Regions from separate parts of the Homo sapiens genome. Here region 1 is linked to region 2. Evidence: read pairs that join two places in POLR2A ChIA-PET (ENCODE). Cell type or tissue: A673. All regions are shown on one strand. Links, peaks and the distances in the headings refer to the core of each region. The heading gives the core; the rest is flanking DNA. Region 1 holds the start of LOC101929457 (a long non-coding RNA gene). Region 2 overlaps HMG20A (high mobility group 20A).

Region 1 (15,372 bases), core at 5,852-9,851, 93 kb after region 2:
CTTTAGCCAGGAACATCCAGTCGGGGAGATCACCAGAGCAGCTCTGTGGGCGACGGCATTTGAGGCCCAGGCCTCAGAGCTGCATGTCATGGGGCAAATGGGCACTGGGCTCAGACGACCCTTCCCCTCCCACCCAGCTTCCTGGAGACACTTCGCATACACTGTGCCTGGGGCAGCAGAAAACGCTCAGGTTCTGCAAACAGACTCACTTACTATGTGGATAATTTAGTCTGCCCAAGCCTCCCTTTCTTCTTCTGTAAAATGGGGAGAATGCCTTCCTAATAGGGTTGCTACAAACAGTAAATGAAATATTGAATGTCGGATACTTAATATAATGCCTGTCATTAGCAGATGTTAAAAAAAAATCCCTCCCCACCTATCCCTGTGTTCACTCTCATCAACACTAGCCTGGCCCCTGCCTCTGGAAACAAACCTCTCTAAGGGTCTTGGGCTGAGCAGCTGATCCCATCAAGGATGGAGCTGGCACCCAGAGTTTTCACTTTGTGAGGATTTCTTGGAGCAGGAAAAGTCTTTGGTTCAATAAGGAAGAGAGTTCAAATAGTGGAAGGCGGTGGGGGAGCCGATAGGGGAGGCTCTGTGAGCTGGGGACCTTCTAAAGGTGAGCATCTGTGATCAGCTGTGATTCTACCACGCCTGCACCAACCCCTCTCATAAACACCAGTGGTCATTATGCACTGGATAAAATCCCAGCCTTTCAGCCAAGTTTTCAAGCCTTGGTGATCTAGCCCACCTGCCTTCATTCATTCACTCCACGAACATGCCCCAGGTCCCCATCTCCACAACTGTACACAGGCTGGTCCCTGGACCTGCTACACCTTCCCTCACTCTTACCTACATTACTCACCAGCCCTTCATGTTAGAAACCATCTGTGCCCCTCCAGAACTTGGTCCACAGTTGTTTATGCTTGTGCCTTAGCTTCCGCATGGGCTCTAGGCATCTGTAGTCAGGGTCCACAACCGAGCCATCCTGAGGACACTCAGGCGGAGCCTTGCCTCTCGCTTTGCACCACACCACGGCTCAGCGTCTTCTTGGAGTGAATAAGGGACTGGGCTTCTCTACACTCAAGTCATTCCCATCTCAGAACAGTCCAGGTGCACTGAAGGAGGGAAAGCTGGGAGCACACTCCTCCCACAGGCTGTCCAAAGGGATTTGAGAGTTCCTTTGGGGGTGCTGTACTTTCTTTGCCACATAGGCATGTGGCAGCTATTTGCATGACTATCTGGCATCCTAAGTACACAAAGATGGTTTGTCTATTTCCCATCTGCTAACCTGCTTGGATGACCTCCTCCTCAGCACAGCACACAAGAGCACTAAAGTGCCCCAGGGATGCTGCAGGCAATGTCTATACCCCATTTCCTTTTAGAAACCAGCCCGGGTCACGCAGCAATAGAGCAAGCCAAATGCAAATGGCCACCTCCTGGGTCCATCCATTGTCCCTTCTGGCCTAGATCCTGCCTCAGTGATATAGAAAAAAGATGAAGGTGATCTGGAAGAGGAAGCCCTGAGATGCTGTCAAAGGAAGAAAAAGATCCAGGGTAGAAGTAGGGGAGACGACTGGCATGTGGGCAACAAACCCTGTCTTCTAAAAACACCTGTGCCCTTGAAGTAGGGAGACAAGCCCGGAAGAAAGTCCTGGAGCTCCACCAACTCCAACGCCAGTGTGCGCCTACTGCAAACGCAGGCCAAGGGTTATTGTTCCCACTTACAGATGAGAAAACTTAGATAGATCATGCTATGGTCTGAATGCTGGTGTCCCTCCAATATTCACATGTTAGAACTTGATCCCCAGTGTGATAGTATTAAGAGGTGGGGCCTTTTGGAAGTAATCGAGTCCTGAAGGCTCTGCCCTTATGAATGGGATTATGTCCTTATAAAAGAGGCTCAAGTGAGCTCCCTGGCCTCTTCTGCCACATAAGAACACAGCAACGAGACGCCATCTATGGAGCAGAAGGCAAACCCTTACCAGACACCACATCTGCTGGGGCCTTGATCTTGGACTTCCCAGCTTTCAGAACTGCAAGCAAAAAAATTCTGTTGTTTATAAATTACCCAATCTAAAGTATTTTGTTGTCATGGCAGGAAAGGACTGACAGGTCAGTGTCACATAACTCACCCAATCAGAGTGGGCAGGGTAAGGTCTTCTGATTCCAAGGCCAGAGCCAAGGGGACTAGTTTGTTAGTGATCCTGGGAAGAAGTGCTATTTGCTTATCCAGGAAATACAGATTAAAACCCCAGTACATGGGGCCAGGCACGGTGGCTCATGCCTGTAATCCCAGCACTTTGGGAGGCCAAGGCGGGTGGATCACAGGGTCAGGAGATTGAGATCATCCTGGCTAACATGGTGAAACCCCGTCTCTACTAAAACTACAAAAAATTAGCCGGGTGCGGTGGTGGGCGCCTGTAGTCCCAGCTACTCAGGAGGCTGAGGCAGGAGAATGGCATGAACCTGGGAGTTGGAGGTTGCAGTGAGCCGAGATCGCGCCACTGCACTCCATCCTGGGTGACAGAGCGAGATTCCGTCTCAAAAAGTAAAAATAAATAAATAAATAAATAAATAAATAAATAAATAAAACCCCAGTACAACACATACCCTCAGGATGGCTAAAATGAGTAAGAGAGATTTTAAAAATTTGGTGTTGGTGAGGATGTGCAGCAACTGTAACTGTGCTTTACATGGCTGGTAAGAATGCAAACTGGCATATCAACACTTTGCAAAAGCATCTAAAGACGCCTACCAAAGCTAACCATATGCAGACCCTATAACCCAGCAATTACATTTCTAGGTACCAAAAGCATTCCAGATACTAGAATTTTCATAGCACTAACTATAAAGCCAAAAAGCTGGAAATACCCAAATACCCATAAAAAACATAGGGTTTGGTTTGGTGGTTTTATTTTTTTTTGGTTTTTGTTTGTTTGTTTTGTTTTTTTGAGAGGGAGTCTCACTCTGTCGCCAGGCTGGAGTGCAGTGGTGTGATCTCAGCTCACTGCAACCTCCGACTCCCTGGTTCAAGTGATTCTCCTGCCTCAGCCTTCCAAGTAGCTGGGATTACAGGCACGCACCACCAAGCCCAGCTAATTTTTGTATTTTTAGTAGAGACGGGGTTTCACTATGTTGTCCAGGATGGTCTTGATCTCCTGACCTCGTGATCCGCCCGCCTCGGCCTCCCAAAGTGCTGGGATTACAGGAGTGAGCCACTGAGCCCAGCCAGAAAAACATAGTTGATAAAAATATCGTGGTATAAGGCCGGGAGTGGTGGCTCACGCCTGTAATCCCAAAACTTTGGGAGGCCAAGGCGGGTGGATCACGAGGTCAAGAGATCGAGACCATCCTGGCCAACGTGGTGAAACCTCGTCTCTACTAAAATTACAAAATAACTGGGCATGGTGGTGTGCGCCTATAGTCCCAGCTACTCGGGAGGCTGAGGCAGGAGAATCACTTGAACCTGGAAGACAGAGGTTGCAGTGAGTCGAGATCACGCCGCTGCACTCCAGCATGGAGGACAAAGTGGGACTCTGTCTCAAAAAAATAAAAAAATAAATAATATATATATAGTCATATAATTATAGAATATGAATGAGCAAGCTATAATTACACATAGCCATGGATAAATGTCACAAACATAATGCTGAGCAAAATGAGTCAGACACCAAAGAGCAAATATTATATGAACCCATTTACACAGTTTTCAAACCAGACATTCATCAATGGTGTTACAAGTCAGGATAGCGGCGTCCCTTAATGTGGGTAGGGACAAGAAAGGATTTCGGTGGTGCTGGTTGCATGAGGGTGCTACAGTTATGTGGTGGTGGTTACATTTTTCACGAAGTGAAAAATCATCAAGCCATACGCTTATGACTTGTACATTATGATTTCGGTATGTATGCTATTCTTCAATAAAAATGTAAGCTTACAAAAATTAAGGACAATCTCTACTAACTGAGAGAGAGTGAATCCAGGATGTATTGTTAAGTTTAAAATAGTAAAGTGCAAAACTATAACTCTAGAATGCTACTTTGTGTGTAAGAAAGAAGGGGAAATAAGAAATTATTACCCTTTTATATATTATGGAAGGGGGAATATATAAATTTATATTATATATTTATAATATATTATATTATATTATAGAAGATTATTTTTGCAAAAAGAAACACAGGAAGGATAAACGAATGAGATCAGTTACCTACAGAGGTAGGGTGGGAATGGGGTGGAAGGGATATGAGCAGAGAGCTATTTTTTCTGAGTATAAATGTTTTGTATAGTGTTGGCTTTCAGAACCACATCAGTGCTTTACCTGTTCAAACAACAACAATAATAAAGGATGGGGGAAGTCTCTAAAATGTAATACAATCAGAAACAAACAAACCTAATGCATTTCAAATGAATAACAACCACACTAAAAGGAGGGGAAAATCTGACCCAAGGGCATTTTGAACACAGTATTTTACTATATACGCCCAGACAAAAGATAAAAAAGATCTGCAAAAATGTCAGACTCTAGTTAGCAGGTTTGTTTTTTGCAGCGGTATGGTTTAGCCATTCTGAAACTTCTAGGCTTCGGCATATGAGTAAATATAATGACAATCACGGGGTCCAAGTTTCTCACTGTTGAAGAAGTGAGTTACAGGTATTGGAAGGGAGAAGACAAAAATGTACCCTTAGGTATTAAATTGAAATTGGAGGTAACCATACAAGCACATGGCTTTATATAGAGATGTTAATATAGATATGGTCATGGATATTCTACCTCCCAGATCATTCTCTCCTAAAATAAATAAGGGATCGTTGGAGAAATAGCTGATTTCCAGGACAAGTACGTGATGAACCTGAAAGTAAGAAAATGCTCAAAGAATGATGGGGAAATGTCAAAAAGACACAGGGGCCAGCTTGAAGGAGCTCCCACTGGCCAAACCTGGAACAATTTGAGCACCAAAATGAATAATGATAAGAATGAATTACAACCCACTGAATAAAATAAGAATCCCTGAGTCCATACAGAGATAACATAATAAGTATAAATAAATACATGAGGAAAAGAAAAAGCTCTTCTGTATAGTAAAATTCAAACTAATAAAGAGGAAATTCTGAGGTTAGAAAATTACATTTGACCAGCATCATAGTAATAATTGATTCAGGCAAGAATCATCAATAGATCCTGAAATTAGTGGGTGAAAAATCTGACAAAGAACTGGATATGTATATGGTCTAAAGGTAACTCACCACAAAGTACTTTTTTTTTTTGTTTGAGAGAGAGAGACAGGGTCTCACTCCTGTTGGCCAGGCTGGCATGCAGTGTGGCACAATCACAGCTCATTACAGCCTCAAACTTCTGGTGGACCCAAATGATCCTCCCACCTCAGCCTCCAGAGTAGCTGGGACTACAGGTGCATGCTACCACACCTGGCTAATATATACCTATACATATATATGATATATATAATCATATGTAAGTTATATACATCATATCATATATGTAGATATATGACATATATATAGATATATGAGACTTATCATATATGTACATATGAGATATATATTTTATATATATATATATGACTGGGTCTCACTATGTTGCCCAGGCTGCCCACAAAATATTTATTAAATAGAAATGGAAAAATAGTAACTTTATAGTGCTAGACCACACCTTAACCTGTGATCCAAATTAGTATAACTAGTAATAGGTCAAATAGACATCATGTACCTCCTGAGATGATGCACGAAGAAGGACACAACTTCACTTCTGTGATAATCCTGCAAAAATCAACAACCTGCATTTAATCATGAGGATACATCAGACAAACCCAAACTAAAGACTATTTATGTATTTATTCATTTATTTGAGACACAGTCTCTCTCTGTGGCCCAGGCTGGAGTGCAGTGGTGCGATCTTGGCTCACTGCAGGCTCCGCCTCCCAAGTTCAGGCCATTCTCCTGCCTCAGCCTCCTGAGTACCTGGGACTAAAGGCGCTCGCCACCACATCCGGCTAATTTTTTTTTTTTTTTTTTTTTTTTAGTAGAGATGGGGTTTCACCGTGTTAGCCAGGATGGTCTTGATCTCCTGACCTTGTGATCTGCCCGCCTCGGCCTCCCAAAGTGCTGGGATTACAGGCATGAGCCACCATGCCCAGCCAAGAACATTTATTAAAATAACTGGCCCACACTCTTCAAAAATGCCAAGCACATGAAAGACAAAGAAAGGCTGAGGAACAATTCCAAATTAAATATGACTAACAAGACATGACAAGTAAATGCAACCTGGGATCCTGGATCAAATCCTGGACCAAAAAAAAATTAATAAAGGATATTCTTTGAACAATTGGCAAAATTTGAATAAGAAGGCATATAGATCAGAAAATATTATTATTAATGTTAATATCCTGATTTTGATAACAAAGACAAGAAAATAACCTTATTCTTAGGAAATACACACAACTATTTTGAGCAAAAGGGCTATGATATCTGTAACTTACTTTTGAAAGGCTCAGAAAACAATGATATGTAGGACATATACATAATGTATGTATAATTATATATGCATGAAGAGAGAGACAGGGAGACAGACAGAGAGAAAGGATGATAAACCAATTGTGGTAAAATGCTAGTTGTTGGGGGATTTGGGTGAAGGGTAAATGTGAATTCTTTGCGCTGGTCTTGCAACTTTTCTGTAAGTGTGCAATGATTCCAAAATAAAGATTTAACTAACTGACTAAAAAAATTCCATGCTTATTTTTATTATTTACATACTAGATAAAATTGACATGCAACCTTAAGTGTACAGTTAAATGGGTTTTGACAATTGACTATGTATCTATCATCCAAATCAAGATACAGAACACTTCTTTCATATCATTCCAGAAAGTTCTCTCACGTGTTCTTCCTCTCACCCCCTCCTTCCTCCCCATCTGACCTCTATCACCAAGATCCATTCTGCTGCCTGTTCTGGATTTTCACATGGTTGGAATTGTGTAGAATGTATTCTTTTGTGCCTGGCTCCGTTCCCTCAGGTTAGTGATTTTGAGATTTATCTAGTTAGTTGCGTGTATCAATAGTTCATGCTTTTGTATGGCTGAGTAGTATTTCATCGCACCAATGTACCACAGGAATCCAGGCACCTGCTGATGGACATCGGGTTGTTTCCAGTTCTGGGTCACTATGAACCAGCCTGCTGTGGGTGTTCTGACGAGTCTGTGTGTGAACTGGTTTTCGTGGCACCACTTGCCTCCCTCCCTCGGACATGCCACCTTCCCCTTGACCTCACTATGCACACATGCAGGTGCCACAGGGCCATGGGCTTTATGGATACCAAAAAAGCTTGCTGACTCAAATGATCTCTTCTGTGAATGCCTGAAACTCCACCACTGGCTGTCCCTTCTTTTGAGGCTACCCTCACTCTGGATGGTCTGCAATTTTATCAGAAGGAAGCTTACAAAATACCTTTCTTCTGGCCAGGTTGGGCCCTGGATAGGGCTATGGAAAGTGAGTGAAAGGAATGGAGAGAAACTTCTCCCATTCTACTATTTTCTGGGTGGCGTATCCTCTCTTGCCTTCTCTGTGTCCTCCCTAACAGTTCGTACCTGGGGTCAGACACCCCAAACTAGTCAGTGTAGGAGCTTGGCAGCCTAGGCCTGTCTATCTCCAATACTCAGCAGTTCTCCTGGAAGGAGGGAGGGAGGACCACGGGGAGTCTCCGTATCTCTGAATCTACAAGGATTCCTGGAGGCTCGGGGGTGAGGGTAATGAGGGGTGTGTGTGCTGCAGAGAGTTGAGCGACAGCCACACACAGGGATGGATCTGCTGGCCTCATGGGAGAAGCCTCTCTCTGGATCAGTGGAATAAGCCAATTTGTGCCCCAACCACTTTCCCCGCCCCGAGGAAAGAATCAGCAGGCTTTGTGTAAAGGGATTAAGGCATTAGCCTGCTCAGCAGGGAGAAGGGCTCTTGACTCTGTGGCAGTGTGGCCACGTTTCCATGTGTCCATGTGTCCATGTGGGCTGCTGTAGGCCCTGGCTCACTGGTCCCAGGACCTGTGGCTAAAAGGAGGCATTGCTGGAGGCCTCTCTTGAGAGGTGGGTACGTGGGCCATGCTGCCTATGCCCTCCTCAGGTCCCCAGAAGGAGCACTTCCAAGGGGTGCTGAGTCGGGGGAGGTGGGCAGGAAAAGATGCCAGGGAAAGTTCTGAGCCCAGGTAGGAGTGACAGTGATGTGTGGTGGAGATCCTACAGCCAAACGAGGAGCAGTTAACAATGCCACTTCAAAAACAGCGCCTGAGGCTCAGAAAGAAGGTGTATCTTGCCAACCATCACACAGCAAGTCACCAGCAGAGCTGAGACCAGAACCCAAGCTCCTGGTCCAGGGCTCAGTCATTGATTGTTCCAGCCACACGTGGCTGGTGCCAGGGGCCCGTCCGGTCTACTCCCTGCGGTGACTCTTTCTCCTGCCTCCCAACTCCAGAAAAGGATCCTGCTGGGGAGCCTGGGGTGAGATCCCAAGAGCCTTTCCGTGTGGACGTGGACATAGTGGGGTAGGTCGAGAGACCAAAGCAGGATTCTAACAGGCCTGGACATATGTCATGGGCCATCAAGACCATCTGCATGAAGGTCTTTTGCTACAGAAGTGAGGTGGCTTTTTGCAGCTGCTCAGGAGAACAATCTGGCGTAGAAGTGGGAAGGTAAGTCTGGGTCTTTCTGGAGTACGATTGGCCCTTGACCAGTCTCAGGGACGTGTGTCCAGGCCCTGTGAGGAGAGGGACCACAGGCAGAAGGGGCAGGAGTGTTGGAGCCAGCCAATGGAGCTTTGAGTCCTAGGTGGGGTGTGGTTCCCAGTGGAGGCCTTCCCCCATCTTCTCAGAACCCAGCATGGCTTCAGCACTGTGTGGATGACAGGGAGCTGACTTTGTAACTTTGGAGGAGATTGGGAAACAAGGCCCTTTGGGCAGAGGACATCACAAGGGGCCCAGAGATGGAGAGGAACAAATCCTGCGGCTCTGCCTGCTCCCTGTCCCCTGCACTTCACTTCCCCTCACCTGCCCAAAGACAGATCCAAGCTAGAGGCCTGGTCAGGCCCTGGAGAAAAGCTGGGGGGTTCGGGAGGAGAGGGTGGAGCAAGATTGGCCCACACTACATTGCCTTCCCCGCATCCTCGCTTGCACCTGCCAGGGCCTGCATGAGCCTCCTCAAGGGCCTGGGCTCAGGACCCCAGAGCCAGCAAGGAGCCCTGCGCTCCATTTCTGTGTGGCTGGCCTGGGAAAGGCCTCTGTCTCCTCCGCTGTAAAATGGCATGTGGAGGGGGAGAGGGAGGCCAGGACTACGCCCACGTGGGTCCCTCCTCATAGACCCAGCCTGCCTTCCCAGCTCGAGCCCCTGAGACAGCCCCCATTCGTCTCCCCTTTTCAGCGGACCACCTCGTTCCACGTTCTAAGATCAAACTCTTGGTACTTGGGAAGGACCTTAGAAAGCAGCTGATGTGCCGTGTCTGTTGTTCAGATGGGGACAGTGAAGCACAGGGAGGTTTGGCCTTGCCCCTCTAGGGAGTCTGTAGCAGCGCTAAGACCAGGGCCCTGTGCTCTGGTGTCAGGCCTGCTCTCCCCTACCCCTTGGCGCTTCTGAGCAGGAGGCAGACAGCATTTTCTCTGATCTGAGCAGGGGGCGTGGGGGTGGGGGTGGCTGCCTCCTCCCTCAGGGGCCCCAGGCTAGTCCAGACAGGCTCGGCAGGAATCTGCTCTGGTTGGAGCCGCCTCCCTGAGGGCTGCCCCAGGCGGGGCCCGGGGCCTCGAGGTCCTGGGGACGTGCTTTCTGTTTACTTTCTGCCGGGCTTCCACAGCGTTGTGGTTTCCACTTGGAAGGGCTGCAGTGGGAACTGAGGGGCCTGCTCCGGGGGCTGAGCTGCATCTGTGGGAAAGCCCTGCAGCCGCTCTGCTGCTGAAAGTTTGGAATTCAGCAGACCCCATCCCTGAATTCCCATGCGGTGGGCTCAGCCCTGGCTCTTCCAGCTACTGGCTCTACCCGGGCCAGTTTAGAGTGAGAGGGTGGCCAGATCCTCCTGGGGGTGAGTCAGAGAGATCTTCCCATTTAGAGAGGATCATCACCTATTTCACAAACAGGGAAACTGAGGGAGGAGAGGGGCAGGAACTTGTCCAAGGCCACTCCTCGTCCATGGCAGAGCTGGGACTGGAACGAGGCCACCTGGTTCCCAGCCCAACTTGAAATCCCCTCATCCCTTTGGGCTTCTCTGGGGTAGGGTGGACACTCCGGGATTCCTGAAGCCCTTAGTTTCCCATGACTTCCCTCTGGGCTGGGGCATGGTGTGTATCCTGGAAGGGGCCTGGCCTTCCCCACTGTGCCCTGGCCACGACCCCGGCCCTGGGCAGAAGGGAAGCTGGGAAGAGGCTGCCCTCTGCTCTTGTTCTCCCTGGGGTCTCCTTGGCCTGTCTGCTGGGGGAGCCCCCCCAGTCCCTGAGAATGTGACCCGCTGCTGAGAGGCCTATAAGTCTCCTCCCCATGCGGGCTCTGCAGTGCCCAGGTCTGGGAACCAGAACTTGGATTTGAATTCCAGTTCCTCTGTCTATTGGCTGAGGGACCTGAATTTCCTAGTCTTTAAAACAGACGTATACCACTCCCCGCCTTACAGAGGATAATGGGAGTGAAGTGCCAGGTGAGCTGTGAGGGGCTCAGCCTACACACTAGACTTGAGGCCATTGGCCACCGGCCTGCTCACAGCAACAGCTAGGAAGGGGCTGAAGTCCCATCTTGCCTAGACAGGCCTGCCACCACTAGGGCTGTGGCAGAGGCCCCCAGAAGGTGGGGAGGAGGGCGGTGACAGTGCCAAGCCCTCCCTGCAGAGTTCTTGCCTTCTCTGGGGAGCGCCGAGGCAGTGTGCTGGGGTGCGGGTGGCCTGGTGGGTGGCCCCACTTTGTAAGGCCCATCTTATTCTGTGCTCTCTGTGAGGGGAGCTGATAATTGAGCCATTTCTCAGGGAGATGACCCTGATTTTTATGAATCTGCAGGACGAAGGAAGCAGCGCTGTCCTGCTGGGGAGACTGTGAGAAGGAGGAGATGAAGGGGAAGTTGCTTATCTTCCCAGTCTTTCCACTTGGGAGACTGTTTGGCGTGTGACGAGGGAGGAGAAGCCAATTTGAAGCCTCTTGGAGGAGGAGGTCTCTGCTGTTGCTGTCCCTGGCACAGCCTTGCCCCTCATCCTCTCTGGCCACCTGCCTCCTTAATCCATTTAACGCCTCTTCATCGCTGTTTTTTTTTTTTTTTAATACTTTTCCTGAGCTGGGGCCCCCAGGGCCTCCTTGATGGCGAATGGTCTCGGCAGCCCCTGGGCTGTTCCTGGGAAGGGACAGGCTTCAAGGTCAGGCTGCTGCTGGCTGACCTTGAAAGCTTCCGCAGGCAAGCCCCTGACATGCCTCCACTCTCCAAGCTCAGCGAGCTCCATCACATTAAAAAGCTGTTAAAAGCGCCCGTCTGGTTGGCTGCCTCTGAGGCTCTGCGGCCGGTGGTGGGGAAGGCAGCCTCAGTTCAGGGATGAGCTCCGCTAGAGGCGCGGGTCTGCCCTGGGGACCTAGGCCTGGGAACCGCCTGGCAGTTGCCCACCCCTCCATTCTTACTTGAGGGAAGGCAGTGGGAGGATGACACTTATCCTGAGCCACACAGTAGCCTAAGTGCTTTTAGATGGGTGAGCTCACTTCATCTTTACAGCCGCCCTGTAAAGTAGGGCTATTAGGAACCCCATGTTGCAGTTGGGCTCAGGAAGGTTAAGACACTTCTCTAGGGTCACACAGCGAGTAAACAGATGAGGAGACCCTCAGCCCCTGAACTCACTGGCTCGGGCCTCACCCGAAGGGTTCTCAGTGTCCACCTACCCACTCTGCACATCGTGCCCGGTGTGGGCCTCACCTGTGGTGGCCTTCTCTGGGCCGTGGCTTGCCCTGCACTCATGGGCACAGAAAGCTTCTCCCCTCTGGAGATGACCGGGGCTTTGGCCTCGGTTGCTGTGTGGCCATGGACAAGCCCTTGGGCCTGCCTTTCCTCAGGTCAGGAGTCTGGGAGGGGTGTGGAGAGTAGCGGGTGGTTATGGCTGGGCTTCAGGGCTCTTTATTCAATTCGAAATAAACCTAGCTGTAGGCTTCCATGGTGGCTTCATAGGCCTCCCCAGGCCTTTTGTTTGCCTGCTAATGGTTTCTAGTGCCCCTGCAGGGCCTGGCAGGTTCAAAGCTCACTCAGACTAGCAGCTAGCAGACTCCTAGGCTGGGGAAGGCTATGGACCTTCCTCCTTCACCCAGCCTGGCCCAGTCTCCCTGGGGACACACCACAAGCATGAGGTGGGGTAGGGGCAGCATGGGGTGGCACAGGGTGAGGGTAGGAGAGGTGGAGGAAGAAGACTCCTCCCAGGGGAGGTGAGAGGGCTGGATGCCCCCACTCCCACTCTGCTTCTGGTTGTGATGAGCCCCATGTGACTCCATCATTTGTGAGACCTTCAGATTTGCCCAGGAAGGCCCATCTGCCCATGGGCAATTTTAATGCCAAGGCATGATCTGTTCCTCTCTCTCCACCTTTCCCCCATCATCGCCTCCCACTCTTCTCCCATTCCTCTGCTCCAGCCACACCAGGCTCCCTGCTGTCCACAAGCACCCCAGGCCCACTGCTACCTCAGGCCCTTCGCACAGGCGGCTCCTCTGCTGACAGACTCCTCCCATTGGGTCCACATGGCTGGCTCATTTCCCCAGCTCCTTCAAGTCTCTGCTTGATGTTCATCCTTTTTTTTTCTTTTTTTTTCTGAGATGGAGTCTCACTCTGTCGCCCAGGCTGGAGTGCAGTGGTGCGATCTCGGCTCACTGCAACCTCTGCCACCCGGGTTCAAGCAATTCTCCTGCCTCAGCCTCCCTAGTAGCTGAGATTACAGGCGCATGCCACCACGCCTGGCTAATGTTTGTATTTTTAGTAGAGATGGGGTTTCACCATGTTGGACAGGCTGGTCTCAAACTCCTGACCGCGTGATCCACCCCCCTTGGCCTCCCAAGGCAAGGAGGGTGGAATGTGCTGGAATTACAGGCATGTGCTGCTGCACCCAGCCTGATGTTCATCTTCTCACCAGACCTGCCCTGAACATTCGACTTTAAACCGCCTCCGCCTGGCCCTCCCCATGTCCTGACCCTGCTCTGTTGCATTCCACAGATGTATTGCCTTCTGGCACTTTGTAATTAACTTACTTATGTTGTTTCTCCTTCTCCTGCATTAGAATATAAACTCTAGGAGGGCAGGCATTGTTGTTTGCTTTGATAACATTGAAACCCTCCCCAGTACTTAGCACAGTGCCCAAACACAGTGTAGGTCCCTGAGAAACACCTGCGGAATGAGTGAGCAGATGAGTGGATGGGTTTCAGTACATCTTAAAGCAAAGTATCTGTAACATTTGTCTCTTTAGGGACCAGAGAATGGGGCGTTGGAAGACCTAGGTTGGAGCCTCACCTCTGCCCTATCTTCGCTGTGTGACCTTGAGCAGGTCACTCTAACTCTTGCCGCCTCAGCTTCCTAACAGCGCCCCTGCCCGGCCTCTCTTGCAGGCCCACAGAATGAAAAGAGAGGAGTTCCAGGAAAGGGTTTGGCAGATGGCATCCCTGCAGGACTGCCTCGCGGCGCTCTGCCCCATCCAGCCCCTACGTACTGGCCATGTGACCTCAATGTTTGATGGACTCACTTGGCCTCTCTGAGGCTCGCTTTCTCCATCTCTAAAATGGAGGATGAAGCAGGTTCAGCCCCACGGGCAGGCAGCACTATGCCAGGGACATGGCGAGCCCTCTGGAAAAGTTCACCTGATCCAGACGTTGCTGGGTCAACGGGAAGGAATGACTTTCACTCCTCTGCTTCAAACCACCAGACTGTCCTTGGCCCTCCCTAATGAAGGAGCAGAGAACAGCAGAGTGGGCAGGGACCTTGGAGGTCAGCAGGGTGGCTGCTCAGCCCAGAGGCAACCGGGAGCTCGTCCCAGGGTGTGACAATTCAGTCAGCCCTTTACTGAACACTCGGCTTTAAACCGCCTCATGCCTGGCATGAGGAAGGCACCGTGCTGGAGGGTTTCACCACGGTTCTCTGTGTGTCTCCGGGGAGCTCACTGTCCTGTCTGAGGCCCGTCCGGGGTCCGGACAGTGGAGCTTTCAGGTTCGTGCGCACCCTCTGCCTGCCTCTTCTCCCTGTCAGTAAGGACGTGGGTGTGGCTGGGAGGCAGATCCTGGGTGGAGAACGGAGCTCCTGGTTCTGAACAGTTTGAGGGTCTGGAAGTCCTTTAAGAAGATGGTGAAAACTATGGACCTTCTCCCCAAAGAGAAGCACACATCCACATCCAGAGGCAAAAACCCCATCGCTCAGAACCCCGTGGATGAGGCAGTCATTATCCAGTGGTGCTGTCACTATGGCTGGGGCTGGCCTTGATCTCTGTTGCTGGATTCCACATGTTCATTCTCTCTGGCCACATTATCAGATCTCTAGCTCCAACATCCTGTGTGATACCAGGATGGCCATTGCCATGATCTTGTCCACGGGTCCACTTTCAGCAGCTGGGCCCTGGAGGGCAGCACACAGCTCATGATTGGGTTGGAGATGGGGGAGTCAGGGGCAGATGGTGGGAGCTGTCCCCAGCCCTGCCTCTCTTAGGACCCTCCTGGGACTCAGGTACATAGGGTCCCTGAGAAAGACCCAGTTTGATGAGACAGGCAGGAGGAATAAGGAAGAGTGTAGTTTAAGAAAGTTTTCTCCAGCTCTGGTTCATGCATCCGTCCTGAAAGAAGGCAGGGAAAGGATTATTCACCCATTTCACAGATGAAGAAATTGAGGCTTGGAGAGGTCACGGAGCACACAGAGCAAAGAAGTCAAAACCAGGATTTGAATCTACTCTGATTACCTCCAGAGCCCATGTCTTGTCCCAATGGATGGAAAATTCTTAACTATTTAACTCAATATTGAGCAGCTACTGTCTACAGAATTCTGTGCCAGACAGCTTGGGAGACACAGACCTACAGGGAGATATAGTTCCCACTGGAAGCACCCAGGGCAGTAATAATTATCATCATAACAAAGGAATAATAATAGCTAACATTTTGGAGCACTTACTAGGGACCAGCATTATGCTACACAGTTTTCATGGATTATCTCATTTAAGCTCTCAAATATTTTGGGGTGTAAATAACAGTATGCCCACAATTTTTGTTTGTTGTTGGTGTTCAGAAGTGTATATCCGTTTTTGAGAATGGAGGCTCAGCGAGATTAGGAGCCTTGCTCTCAACGAGGGAGGAATTCTGGCTGCGACTCTGTCCCTTACTACCTGGGCATCACCTCTGTCAAACCTGGACAG
Region 2 (15,372 bases), core at 5,229-9,228:
TAATTGGAAAAAAGTAAATTGTTACTAATATCTGCAGACTTTGAAGATGGTAGGTGTTTGAGTAGGGATGGCATGGAGAGCTTAATATAGAATTGTTTGCATTGTGAGAGATACCCTCTGCTACCTGAACTCAGAAACCAAATAGATTTTTATATCAAATATTTGGACACTTAACTTGTATTTCCACTCCTAGGTATATATCCAAGAGAACTTAAAACATGTTCACACAAAAACTTGCACACAAATATTTGTAGCAGCCTTATTTGTAAAAGGCAAACTCAAATGTCCATTAATTATTGGATGACTAAACAAAATGCGATATAGCCATACAATGGAATATTATTCAGCAACAAAGAGAAACAAAGTAGCAATACCTGCTGTAACATGGATAAAACTTGAAAATATTAAAGTGAAAGAAGTCACATACAAAAGGCAACCTATTATGTGATTCCATTTATTTAAGATGTCTAGATTAGGCAAAACTAATAGAGACAGAAAGTACATTAGTGGATGGGAATGGGAGTGACTGCTAGTATGGAGTTTCCTTTGGAAGTGATGAAAATGTGCCAGAATTAGATAGTGGTGGTGGTTGCATAACCTTATATACTAAAATATCTTGTATACTAATATACAGTTGACACCTGAACAATGAGGGGGTTCGGGGTGCTAACCCCTGTGTTGTCAAAAATCCATGTATAACTTCTGACTCCCCAAAAAGTTAACTACGTAAATAGCTTACTGCTGACTGGAAGCCTTACCAATAGCATAAATAGTTGATTAACACATGTTTTATATGTTACATGTACTATGTACTGTATTCTTACAATAAGCTAGAGAAAGAAAATGTTACTAAGAAAATGATAAGGAAGAAAAAATATGTTTACTATTTATTATTCGTTAAGTGGAAGTGGATTATCATAAAGGTATTCATCCTTGTCATCTTCACATTGAGTAGGCTGAGAAGGAGGAAGAGGAAAGGTTGGTCTTACTGTCTCAAGTGGTGGAGGCAGAAGAAAATCAGCATATAAGTAGACTCATGCAGTTCAACCCATGTTGTTCAAGGGTCAACTGTACAAAAAAAATCCTGAAATATACACTAAAGGGGTCAGTTTTATGGTATGTGAATTATATCTAAAAGAGAGAGATACTTAGACTTGAAGAATAGAGAATTTTGAATGGAGCCAGAAGAAAGAAGCAAGAGGTGTGAAAGCAAGGAAATGATCATTCTTTCTCAGATCCTAGAGAGAAATATAAGCAGCTAGGTACAGGGCTAAAGGTATGTTAAGGATCAGGTGAGGATGGATATGAGGATAGCTTCTGGGTTTTTGTCTTAATGTAGCAGGGATTTTGGTAAATACTTAGACTACAGAGGTATTAACAAAGGAGAAAAACATCTTATGACCTTGAAGGAAGCTTCAGATTTCTTCTTGATTAGGTCAAGGATGTGGTATATGGTCTTTTTGGTTTCTGTGTTACGGTCAGCTGAGTTTAAAGAGTGGGAGTATTCTAAGGTAAGGAGTCTAGTAGCAATCAAAACAAAGTTACTGGGGAAGATGGGAGAATAGAGACTAGACAAAGATGTTAGAATTTGATTCTAAAGCTCTCCTCAGGTAATAAAAATAGATAAATCTTAATGAGAAGGAACCAAGGGCAGTGATTTGGAGAAGTCAGTACAAATAAAGGTATTCATTTGAAGAAATATTTGAGTGCCTTTTATGTGCCAGGCACTATTAAATAAAACTATAGCTATTTTCCTTATTTGACTTTTTTTCTGAAGATAAAATCTTATGAGTGTGATTAATGGTTCTACAAGCATGGGTAGTTCTAGATATGATACCTACATTTCCCTAAAAGATTGTACTGATTTTTAATGATAACAGCAATGTATAAGGATGTTGTTTTCACCACGATTTTACCAGCAAAAATATTTGGCTAGTTGAACACACATAAAATTATTGTTCTCTTTGCTTATAATCTGATAAGTGTTTCCATACCTTGGAACCTGGATCTGTTGGAACATGAAGGAATTCAGGACCCTTATACATGTTACCCCATATGGCTTCTTTAAAGGATATGGATTTTTGAGGATCCTAGAAATCAAAATTCTCTAATTTTATTCAGCTCAAAAAAAAATTTTATTCAGTGCTGCTGTCCTTATTTTCTGAATAATATTCAGATTCAGACCACACTGAGCCATAATTCCAATTCCCACTTGACTAACATTTATGTAGTATTGTGCTAGGCACTACATGTTATCTTAATTCTAATAATTTGGCATTTTTCCATATGAGAAAAATAAGATTTAGAAAGATTAGATTACTTGCCCAAAATCACTTAACCAGTAAGTGGTAGAGACAGGATTTGAATGCAGATCCTCTAAGGCCAGTGTTTATTCTCATACTGCATGATCCCTCAGTATCACTACTAAAATTTACTGGAGGATAATGGAAAGTGGAAAATCTGAACTGGAACTTGGGACAATCAAGCACTGACTTACCTGTGTTCATAATGAAGCATTTAGCAGAGATGTTGTTTGTTGTTTTGTTTTGTTTTTACTGGGGAGGCTATAGTACATAAACAGAGCGAAAGATCTTGGTATGGTTAAACCCACATTTTCAAGGCCTTCTGTGTTCTCCCTGATGATCAGGTACCTACTACCCCAAAATCTGTGATGGTAACAAAGAAGGAGGAAGGCAGCTGTAGAAAAGCAACGGCCTTTGGGTATACCCAGTAAGATTTATGTGATTGTAGAAAGAGCAGGCAAATGGCTTGGCCTTCAGAGAATCCCACAAAGTAAAGTAACCTTTTAAAATAGTAACTTAAAGTCTGACATAAGATTCTTAACAGGATATTCATCACAAGATAAGATATTCAAAGCATAGCGTGTAAGACATTCAAAGCATATCAGCAAAAAAGGAGAGATTCCTTCATTTTTATTGAAGTATGGTATACTCACAAAACAAATTTAATATCAGGAATATAAAACAAGAGATACGATGTTCCAATTCTGGCTTTAGTCGGATATTATAAAATTTAATCCCAATTTATAGATAAGGCAATTCAAGGCTCGAGATTACACACCAAATAAGTGGACTCTAGGCTGGGTGTGGTGGCTTCTGTAATCCCAACACTTTGGGAAGCCAAGGCAGAAGGATCGCCTTAGCTCAGGAGTTTGGGACCGGCTTGGGTAACATAGTGAGATGCTGTCTCTACAAAAAAATAAAAAATAGCCAGACATGGTGGTATATACACATGTGGTCATAGCTACTCAGGAGGCTGAGGCCAGAGGATCGCATAAGCCCAGGAGTTCAAGGCTGTGAGCTGTTATCGAGCCACTGCACTCCAACCTGGGCTACAGAGCAAGACTCTGTCTCAAAAAAAAAAAAAAAGGAGGGGGGAGCCTCTAGAACATAGGCCTTTAATCTGTGTGGTTGTTTTGCAATTTATATGTATAATTTTTAAATAATATGTTGGCCGGGCACAGTGGTTTGTATCTATAATCTCAACACTTTGGGAGGCTGAGACAGGAGGATTGCTTGAGGCCAGGAGTTTGAGACTAACACAGGCAACATAGCAAGACCCCATCTCTACTAAACAAAATAATAATAATTTAATATGGTGGGTTTTTTTGTTTTTTTTGTTTTTTTGAGACGGAGTCTTGCTCTGTCTCCCAGGCTGGAGTGCAGTGGCGCTAGTGAGCTCATGCAATTCTCCTGCCTCAGCCTCCCAAGTAGCTGGGATTACTAGCGCTTGCCTGCTTCAAAAGAAATGATTTCCAGCACCCCATTTTTTCTTTTCCAGCCTCAAAATTCATATCTCCTTTTTTTCCCCCATGTCCACATGTCCTTCATTCCTATACTTCATAGCTTTAATTCCTGTTCTCTTGATACAAACCTTCATGTTTGTTGCTTGATGGCATCATAATTATCATAACTTTTTGGCTTAATAACAGTAGCAGTTATATCAACAAATAATAAAATGTTCATACTTTTGAGCCAATAATTCCACATATAGAACTTCATTCTGAGAAAATACTTTAAATAAGAAAAATAGTTAAAGGCACAAAATGTTAATAGCACTGATATCTATACTGTCTAAAACTTGAAACCTTCTAAATATTCAACAATATAATAATGCCTAAGCAAATTATTGCCTATCTACTCAGTGGGCTGTAAGACATTCATTTTTCACAATAGCGTCTTTAAGAATACATTGAAAGATGTTGTAAGAATGTTTTTGCAAAAATGAAAAGGAGAAACATCAGAAGAAAAAGTAGAAAAACTAATGTGATTGGTGTCTATTTCTGAAGCATTTATATTTTCTATATAATAATAATTTACATTTACTGACCACTTACTTGTGTCAGGAACAATACTCAAGCAACATTATAGAAGCAACAATTTGTAGTTATTGAAAACTGGTGTTCTAGAATCAAATCTGAGCTTCATCACTTACTAATATGTGGTCTTGAAAAGGAAATGGAGGATAACTATGTCTACATTAAATTATTAAATCTATATAAAGTATTTGGCACATACAAAACCTACAATAAGAATGTTTTTGTTATCAGACATTTTATAAATATGTCTCATTTAATCTTCACATCCTCACAGTAACCTCATTAGATAGTGTTAACGTTCATTTTACATGAAAGAAAATTGAAACTTCAAATGTTTAAATACTCTAGGTTAAATAACTTGCCGAATCACTTAACTAATAAGCAGTAGAGTTTTTATTCAGAGCCCAAGCTATGGTTTCCACTTATGACTCTGAGAGATGAGGTTGCTGCAGACTAATGCTTTTGCTAAGAACAGGAAAGATGAGAATTAAAAAGAAAAGTGAAGGCATCAGAGACCTGCTGAGGCATCCAGGACTTAAGAAACCACAACCATAGAACCAAAGGAGCTTCAGAGAAGTGGGCTGATGTTCCATGCTTCTCTTTTTTCCTAGGAATTTGCTAATTCTTAGAGCATGACAAGATGCTGTGAAACTTAGCAGAGGGTTTCTTCTAAAAGCAGAGAAGCTGTTAGTTTTATGGGGCGGAGCAGACAAAACTTGGATTTTAGAGATCTCCAGGTAGCTAGTTCTTGGGTCAAGATCCCTAGAGAAGGACAGTACCCAGAAACTTTTTTAAAACTTGTTTTCCCCTCACAGTGTTTGCTAGGCAGAGTCTAGAACTGTAAGAAAGTTAATTTGTATTGCTTTAAGCCAATAGCTTTGGATAACTTGTGACAGCAACAATATGAAACTATTACAGAGACATGAGGAAATGATGAAGAAGTCTAACATACATATGACTGGAGGAGAGAAAGTTAGAAGCAGTAATATTTTAAGAGACAGTGATTGAGAATTTTCTAAAACCGATGACAAATATCAAGCCATGGATTTGAAAAGTGCAAGAAACGACAAGCAGAATAAATACAAGGAGTACCACACTTTCATTCTTCATAGTAAAAATAAAACTGTTGAAAGTAACCAGAGGAAAAAAGACACATAATCTTCAAAGGAACAATTAGACTGACATCTGACTTGTCAACAGAAATAATGGGGGCCAGAAAACAATACAATGTAACTTTTTTGTTTGTTTTTTTGCTTTTACCTACTTGGTTTATTTATTTTTTATTTTATTTTATTTTATTTTGAGATGGAGTCTCCCTCTGTCACCCAGGCTGGAATGCAGTGGCGTGATCTCAGCTCACTGCAACCTTTGCCTCCTGTGTTCAAGCGATTCTCCTGCCTCAGCCTTCCAAGTAGCTGGGATTACAGGTGCATGCCACCACACCCAGCTAATTTTTGTATTTTTAGTAGAGACAAGGTTTCACCATGTTGGCCAGGCTGGTCTCGAAGTCCTGACCTCAGGTGATTTGCCTGCCTTGGCCTTCCAAAGTGCTAGAATTACAGGCATGAGCTACCATGCCCAGCTGGTTTTTTTTGTTTTTTTAATTGACAAAAATTATATGTATTTATCATGTACAGCATGATGTTTTGAAATATGTATACATTGTGGAATAGCTAAATTGCGCTAATTAACATATGTATTACCTCACACAATTTATGTGGTAAAAACACTGAGCATCTACTCTCTTAGCAATTTTCAAGAATATAATACATTGTTATTAACTATAGTTAACATGTTGTACAATAGATATCTCAAACTTATTCCTCCTATCAAACTGAAATTTTGTGTCCTTTGACCAACATCTTCCCAGCCCCACCCCACCCCTGGTAACTACCATTCTACTCTATACTTCCATGAGTTCAGGTTTTCTAGATTCCACATATGAGATCATATGGTATTTGTCAGTGCCAGGCTAATTTCACTTAACAGATAATGCCCTCCAGGCTCATTCATTTTGTTGCAAATGACAGGATTTCCTTCCTTTTTTTAAAGCTGAATAGTATTCCATTGTGCGTATATACCACATTTTCTGTGTTCATCTGTTGATGGATACTGAGGCTGATTCCATATCTTGGCTATTGTGAATAATCTGGCAATAACCCTGAGAGTGCAGATATCTTTTCAACATAGTGATTTCATTTCCCTTGGATATATTCTCAGAGAATGCAACCTTTAAGTTCCTTAAAGAAAATAACTGCCAATCTAGAAATCACGATGGCAATTAGAACACATTTACAACAGCGTGATTATGAAAATACATGTGAATCAGTTAAAGATATACTCAATGAAAAATTTATAGCCTTAAATGCATATATTAGAATAGAAAAAAGTAAAAAATCAGTTATCTAAATACCCATCAAGGTAGGAAAAGAACAGCAAATTAAACCCAAAGTAAGTAGAAGAAAGGAAATAATAAAAAAATAGAAATCAATGAAATAGAAAACAAATTGTTGGCCAGTCGCAGTGGCTCACGCCTGTAATCTCAGCACCTTGGGAGGCCGAGGTGGGTGGATCACCTGAGGTCAGGAGTTTGAGACCAGCTTGGCCAACATGGCAAAAGCCCATCTCTATTAAAAATACAAAAATTAGCTGGGCGTAGTGGCAGGTGCCTGTAATCCCAGCTACTCAGGAGGCTGAGGCAGGAGAATCACTTGAACCCTGGAGGCGGAGGTTGCAGTAAGCCGAGATCGCGCCATTGCACTCCAACCTGGGCAACAAGAGCGAAACTCCGACTCAAAAAAAAAAAAAAAAAAAGACAACAAATTGGCATTAGGAAATAACAAGACCAAAAGTTGGTTCCTTAAAAAGATTAGTAAAATGCATAGACCTCTAGCAATATTGATAAAGAAAAAAAAAAGAGCATAAATTACCAGTATCAGGAATGAAAAGGGAAAATTTCTTTACAGATTCTACAGATGTCAAAAAGGTAGGAAGATACTATGAACAACCTTACATAGACAGATTTGAAATTTTAGATGAAATGGACAAATTGTTAAATGCTTTATTAAAATTGGCATATAAAAAATTGACATGAAGAAATAGAATATCTGAATACTGTTTTTATCTGTTAAGTAAATTGAATTCAGTATTTAAAATTTTGGCTGGGCATGGTGGCTAATGCCTGTAACATCAGCACTTCAGGAGGCCAAAGCTAGAGAATCATTTAAGTCCAGGAGTTCAAGACCCTGTCTCTACAAGAACATTTTAAAAATTAACCGGGCATGATAGCGTGCACCTATAGTCCTAGCTACTCGGGAGGTAGGAGGATCGGTTTAGGCTAGGAGTTCGAGGTTACAGTGGGCTGTGATTGTGCCACTGCACTCCAGCCTGGATGTTAGAGACCCTGTCTCTAAAAAAAAAAAAAAAAAAAAAAATTTCTTCAAAGAAAACCAGGTCTACCTGACTTCACTGGTGAATTCTTACAAATATTTAAAGAAGAAATAACCCCAGTGTTACTCAAACTCTTCAATAGAATACAAGTCGTTTTATGAGATCATCTAAGCCTTAATGCCAAGAGCTGGCAGTGATATTTTGAGAGAAGATATTTACAGAGCAATCTCTTTCGTGAACCTAAATGTGTTACTTGGGAATATAGGAACTCTAAAAGAATCTATAGACAAACTATTAGAATTAATAAGCAAACTTACACGAGCAACCAACAGTTAGAAAGTGAAATTTTTAAAATGCCATTTACAATAGAATCAAACAAATCAAATTTAAGTCTTGTAAGATCTTTACACAGAAAACTATAAAACATAGAGAGAAACAAGATATAATAGGTAGTCATAGATTGGAAGACTTGGTATTGTAAAGATATCATTTCTCTCCAAATTGCTCTATAGATTAAATGGAATCCTAATAAAATCTCAGGTGATTTGTGTACATGATGGAAGGAGGGACTTACAAGTTGATTCTAAAATTCACATAGACATGAAAAGGACTAAGTAGTCAAGACAAACTTGAAGAACAAAGTTGTAAGACTTTATCAGATAACAGGATTTATTATAAAGCTACAGTAATTACAATGTGGTAATGGCGCAAGGATAGACAGATCTGTGGAACATAATTGAGAGCCCAGAAACAATCCCATATGTATGTAATCAATTTATGACAACAGTAGCATCCACCACAGTAGGGGAGGGATGGATTTTTCATTGAATGGTGCCTGGTTTTGTGTGGAAGGGGCAGGGAATGAATCTTGAACCCTTACCTCACAACATATACAAAAATCAGGTCTAGTTGGATTATAGAGCTAAATGTGAAAGAAAAATTTAGGGAGAAACTGGAAAACACCTTTATGATCTTGGAGTAGGTAATGATCCGAAAAGGAAGGAGTTTATGAAATTAAAAACTTCATAAACTCATGAAATTGGAGTTTATGAAATTAAAAACTTCATAAACTCATGAAATTGGAGTTTATGAAATTAAAAACTTATCTTCAAAAGACATTATGAGAGTGAAAACACTAGTCACAGAGTGAGAATACATATTTGTAATACATGTATTCAACAAGGGACTTGTAGAGCTCTTACAGATAAATAGGAAAAAACAAATAATCAAATTTTGAAAAGGACAAAATACTTCAATAGGCACTCCACAAAAGAAACTATCCAAAGGCCAATATGCACCCAGCTATTTTATTTACATTAAATAAGTGCAAATTAAAGCCACAGTGAGATACTTGGGACCTCTCAGTATCTTGAGGCCTCTCACTACATCCCCACTGAAATGGCTAAAATTAAAAAGATTGAGAATATCAAGTATTGATGATGTGAAGACACTGAAACTCATATGTTTCTGGTAGGTGTGTGTATTTTTACAGCCATTTTGGAAAACAATTTGGCCGTATATTCCAAAGGTGATCATACACCCTCTGACCCAGCTGTTCCTAGGTATACACCCAACAGAAATTTATATGTTCACCAAAAGACACAAATGGACAAGAATGTTCATAGTAGCATCATTCTTAATAGCCCAAATGTCCATCGAAATAGAATGGGTAAACAAATGTTTCTTGTATCTACATGGATGATCACCAAGCATAATATCGAGCAAAAGAAGCCAGATAAGTGCATGTAAGTACAAATAATTACATAGTATATGAATAAAGTTCAGAAACAAGCAGAACAAATCTTAGAAGTCATAGTAATTACTTTTACAGGGATAGTGAATGGGAAGGGGCATAAGGTAGGGGATTTCTGCTTGTTGTAATATTCTGTTTATTCTGATAAGGCTACAGGTGATACAGTCTATGAAAAGTTGTCAAGCTGTACACTTAAAATTTGCATAATTTTTGTTTTATAGTCTATTTATTTTGGAGACAGTCTTCTCTGTCACCCAGGCTGGAGTGCTGTGGCGCGATCTTGGCTCACTGCAGCCTCCGCCTACTGGGCTCAAGCAGTTCTTCTGCCTCAGCCTCCCAAGTTGCTGGGACTACAGATGCGTGCCACCATGCCTGGCTAAATTCTTTTATTGTATTTTTTTTAAGTAGAGATGGGGTTTCACCATGTTGGCCAGGCTGCTCTCAAACACCTGACCTCAAGTGATCCGCCCGCCTCGGCCTCCCAAAATGCTAGGATTACAGGTGTGAGCCACTGCACCCAGCCATTTGTTTTGTACTTTAAGTTTACTTAAACCCTCCACTCCCTCAATGACTTGAAGGACTGTATTATTTTTCTCTACATTCCCTATACACAAACCATGTAGGTGGTATGCTTCTACCCCACCATTCCATCAAAAGGGCTCTACTAGGTTACTAATAACTTCCATGTTGTCAAAAAACTTGGGCATCTTTTACATTCTCATTTAACCTCAGTAACATGTAGGTGCATCTTTTTTTTTTTTCTTGAGATAGTCTGACACCACGCATTCCTGGCTCTCTGCCTACCTCTGTTCATGTCCTTTTTGCAGTTCCTCCTCTACTCATCTTCTAACTGTTGAGTTCCTCAGAACACAATTCTAACTCCTTTTAACCTATTATCTCTCCTGAGGTTATATCATACATTCATGCTTTAAAATACTATCTACTATACTTGCTGGAAACTCCTAAACTCCTGTCTCCATCTCAGACTTTTGTTCTGTATACAGAGTACAACTTGATATTTTATCTCAAAGGCATCTTAAAATGAACATGTCTAATCTTAATACTTTTTCTACTTCTACATCTCGAGTATTCCTTATCTCCATAAATGACAACTCAGTCTACTAATTTCTTCGTTAAAAATCTTGGGCTCATTCTTGAGACCTCTTACTAATCCCCTTACCCGTTCAACACACACACTTACACACCCCCCTATCCAGACCACTGCAAGATTCTATTGATTCTACCTCCTAAATATATCTCAGATCCACCCTCTTTGCTACATCTCCACTGTTGTTATCCTTTTCTAAGCCACTGTCATGCTATGGTGGACTGGTGGACTATTGCAGTAACTACTTCCCTACTGATCTTTATAGATCCATTTTCTTTTTTTTTTTTCCCTCCCCCAAGATGGAGAGTCTCACTCTGTTGCCCAGGCTGGAGTGCAGTGGCATGTTCTCGGCTCATTGAATCCTCTGCCTCCCAGGTTCAAGCAATTCTCCTGCCTCAGCCTCCCAAGTAGCTGGGGCCATGGGTGTGCACCACCATGCCCAGCTAATTTTTGTATTTTTAGTAGAGACTGGATCTCACCATGTTGGCCAGGCTTGTCTCAAACTCCCAATCTCAAGTAATCCACCTGCCTCAGCCTCCCAAAGTGCTGGGATTCAGGTGTGAGCCACCACACCTGGCCTCTAGATCCATTCTTACACATCTATTCTTTACACAGAAGTCAGAATGAACTTTTAGAAAGCATAAATGTCACATCATGCCCCTCCTTAAAATTTCTCCTTAAAATTCCTCAGAGGTTTACTCTTATACTTTGGGGAAAACCCGGATTTCTGACATGGCCCCAGATCTGTTCTGGATTTGGTTCCTGTCTACCTGTCTTTGTTGCTTTCCTCTCTGGCTCATTTTTCTCCAGCCACAAGCCGCCTTTCACTTCCTCCAAAGCATCAAGTTCTCTCTCACCTCTGGGTCCTAATAAGCTAATTCCTCAGTATGCAATGTGCCTACTTAACATTTAGCTCTCAGGTTATGTGTTCCTTCTTCAAAGAGGTCCCCTGTCTAAATGAAGTCTCCCCTGTTATTCTATAGCTTTCTGTTCTTTTCCTTCAGAGCATTTTAAACAAATTTAAAGTTTATTTATTGGTATATTTGCTGAACGTCTTTCATCTCCAACTGTAGTTTTTCATGAGGGCAGAGACAATTTGTTCACCATTGTATTGCTGGTATCTTAACCATGTACCTGGTACATATTACTGAAAATATGTAATGAATAAGAAAATAGATCATGCCATCCTAGGTAAACTATAGGTCGGGAAGTACTTCATAGGTGTGTGCTGTGCCCTGAGAGCATGAAGGAGTTGCTTGTTTCCTCTGGTTTTTGATGTTTTTGAAGTTTTTGATGATTAGTCTTCTCAGTGCTAAGCTAAATTGGCAGTGTGTGCAGATTTTATTTAAGCCCCCACAGAGGAATACACCTACCCACATTTTTTAGATTGAAACTTTTTTTTTGTTTTTTGAGACGGAGTTTCACTCTTGTTGCCCAGGCTGGAGTGCGGTGGCGTGATCTCAGCTCACAGCAACCTCTGCCTCCTGGGTTCAAGCGATTCTCCTGCCTCAGCCTCCTGAGTAGCTGGGATTACAGGCATGCGCCACCACACCTGACTAATGTTTGTATTTTTCTAGTAGAGATGGGGTTTCACCATGTTGGCCAGGCTGGTCTTGAACTCCTGACCTCAGATGATCTCCCTGCCTCGGCCTCCCAAAGTGTTGGGATTACATGTGTGAGCCACTGTGCGCAGCCCTAAGTTGAAACTCTTTAAAAGTAAAGATAGAGAGTTCTCAATAGCAGTCTTGACTAAATAACTTTGTCTTCTTTTCTAGAACTGCAATTTTGTTCGTTTTTTTGAGACAAGATCTGGCTCTGTGGCCCAAGCTGGAGTGCAGTGGCATGATAACTCACTGCAGCCTTGAACTCCTAGGCAAAAGTGATCCTCCCGCCTCAGCCTCCCAAGTAGCTTGGACTGCAAGCTCATACCACCACACCAAGCTAGGTTTTTAGTTTTAATTTTTTTTTTTTTTTTTTTTTTTTAGAGACAGGATCTGGCTATGTTGCCCAGGCTGGTCTCAAACTCCTGGGCTCAAGCGATCCTCCCACCTTGGCCTCCCAAAGAGCTGGGATTACAGGTGTGAGCGACTGGACCCAGCCAAACTGCAATTTTAAAAAAATACATAAGGGCCCTACAAAGAAAAGTTAGTCTAATCGCATTTGGTTACTCCTGAGATTTACAATATTGTTTGTAAATATTATTAACTATTTTAGTCACATAAATATGCCATAATGCAACCACAGTAAGTATATGACATGTCTTTTAATCAGAATAATCAGAATAAAGCAAAAAATGACCATATTTCACAATATTAATGTATTCACGTGTTTTATAGGTTATACACATCTATTATGATTTGATATTACAAGATACTCTGCATTTTCTTATATAGCTTGGGTTTGCTTTCTCCATCTTAGATGTAGTTTTTAATTATTGTTTTTGAAGCTGGTTTTAATACAATAAGATGCTTAATTGTACGTTTGGTAGAAAATTATAAGCACAACAATTTGAAACAGCTTTCAGGCTACTAGCATTTCCCAAAACCCTTGAAAAAATGCCTGTTTACTACCAATTTTAAACCAGATAAATTTCATTTCAAGAGAAAATGTTTTCAAGTTTCTTTTTTTTTTGAGACGGAGTCTCCTCTGTCACCCAGGCTGGAGTGCAGTGGCGTGATCTCGGCTCACTGCAAGCTCCGCCTCCCTGGTTCACACCATTCTCCTGCCTCAGCCTCCCGAGTAGCTGGGACTGCAGGCACCTGTCACCACGCCCGGCTAATTTTTTTGTATTTTTTTAGTAGAGACGGGGTATCACCGTGTTAGCCAGGATAGTCTCGATCTCCTTACCTCGTGATCCACCTGCCTCAGCCTCCCAAAGTGCTGGGATTACAGGCGTGAGTCACCACGCCCGTCCGTAGGTTTGGAGTTCATTATAAAGAATAACTTTACAATTGTCAGAGCTATTGAGAAGTGGAAGTAGACATTCCCAAGAGAGGCTTTCAGGTTGGGGGCTGAGCCTTGGTTGTATGATTGGACTCAGTGATCTTTGTGGGACCTTCTAATCTTGGAATTCTCATCTTAACCAATGCTGCTTTTTTTCTTTTACTTTTTAAAACTGTGGTACATACAGTAAAGTACAAAAATCAATGAATTTTTACATAGATATATATGTGCCTGTGAATATTTTCGTCACTCTAGGAGGCTCTTCAGTCATTACCTTCTCTCTCCCCACGAGAGATAACCACTATTCTGATTTCTGTCACTATACGGTTGTTTTACTTGTTATTGAGCTTCATATAAATATATTCATAGAATATTTATTCTCGTGGGTCTGGCTTCTTGGCTCATCATTATATCTATGAAATTCATCCATGTTGCATGTAGCAGTAGTTCAATCTGTATAGTATTCCACTGATTTCATTGTAGGACTATATCATAACATATCCATGCTACTGTTGATGGACACATGGGTTGGTTCCACTTTGAGGCTATTATTTAAAAAGCTGCTATGAACATTCGCATACATGTCTTCTGTTGGTTATATACACTCATTTCTCTATGATATATTACTAGGAATGGAGTTGCTGGTTCATAGGATAGGTGTATTTTAACAGATATTGCTAAATAGTTTTCCAAAATGATTGTCCCCATTTAGATTCCCAGTAGCACCGTCAGAGAATTTCAGTTCCTCTCCATCCTTGCTACCACTGTGTATTGTCATTTTTTTTTATTTTAGCCATTCTGGTGGGTATATAATACTGTCTCTTTTTCTATAGCTATTGATCATTTGGATAGTCTCTTTATGAAGTGCTTGCTTTGTATTTAGCCCCCTTTTTTAAAAAAATGGGTCATTTATTTTTAATCTTAGTGATATTTAGGAGTTCTTCGTATATTCTAAATATGAGTCTTTAGGGAATATATGTATTACAAATATAATTTCCCAGTCTGTGGCTTGCCTTTTTACTCCTTTAACATGATCTTCTGATGAACAGACATTCTTAACTATAGTGAACTCCAATTTGTCACTTTTCTCTAATGTGGTTAGTGCTTTGTCCTCTTTAAGAAATCTTTGCCTAGCCTAAGATCATGAAGACATTTAGACCAACAATTCTTAAATTGTGGTATTAAACTAGATAATAGTGAACTTTTGTTGGTTTACACACACAAAAAGAAGTAAATGGATAGAAATGTACTGTTTTCTCCCATAATTTATTTTGAAACCTTGGGTATTAACTATAAATAAGTAGATAATGATGTTACTTAAATCTGAAATTTATTAACTGAGAAGGTGTCAGTTAGGATAGGCTAGGTTATTGCTATTTATATTGCTGTGGTAATAAACAACCACAAAATCTCAGTGGCTTTCTTTTCTCACTTATGCTATTTGTCCAAAGTGAGTCAACATGGGGCTATGCTATTTGTGGTCACTTAGACAACCAGGCGGATGTAAACTACATTATAATATATACTTCCACAGTCACTGTATTCAGGGGAAGGAAACATGGCAAATTGCTTATAGACTCAGATTTTCTGCCCAGAAGAATCATATGTCACTCACTTTCATTGCCCATGAGTTACATGGTCCTTGTGTCTTCTCTGAGGCAGTGAGGAAGTTTCCTCTTATGTTTCTGAAAGGAGATCTAAATATTTTTGAATAGCCATAGTGACTATCACAGTAAACATTTGTAAGTTACTTAACCCCTCTGTGGATCAGTTTGTTCACTATAAAATAGGTGCTAATGATAATATCTACTTGATACGGCAGATGTGTGGATTAAGTGG

What was found. Peaks named below come from ENCODE experiments on the same cell type or tissue, not always from the same donor. Only the 100,000 strongest peaks of a DNase experiment are listed, where the experiment ranks them.
Region 1: POLR2A ChIA-PET joins it to region 2 with 13 read pairs; 3 of 35 experiments call an interaction of 5 or more read pairs at or near these places.

What each region holds. Positions count from the first base shown.
Region 1 is chr15:77,517,654-77,533,025 of GRCh38, forward strand. It overlaps LOC101929457 (a long non-coding RNA gene), which reads left to right and starts at 7,942. Exons shown (of 2, transcript NR_135692.1): 1 at 7,942-8,692; 2 at 13,450-15,372. It also overlaps a transcript of HMG20A not described here. RefSeq lists enhancers at 7,646-8,489, 9,334-10,177, 11,020-11,863, 11,864-12,705, 12,706-13,549. In A673, for the core only: no CTCF peak of the experiment used is centred there; a DNase peak (open chromatin) is centred at 7,868; H3K27ac peaks cover 1,185 bases.
Region 2 is chr15:77,425,589-77,440,960 of GRCh38, forward strand. The region is part of intron 1 of HMG20A (high mobility group 20A); the gene reads left to right. Among named protein-coding and RNA genes, the nearest start is that of HMG20A, 12 kb to the left of the region's middle. RefSeq lists an enhancer at 4,762-4,861. In A673, for the core only: no CTCF peak of the experiment used is centred there; no DNase peak of the experiment used is centred there.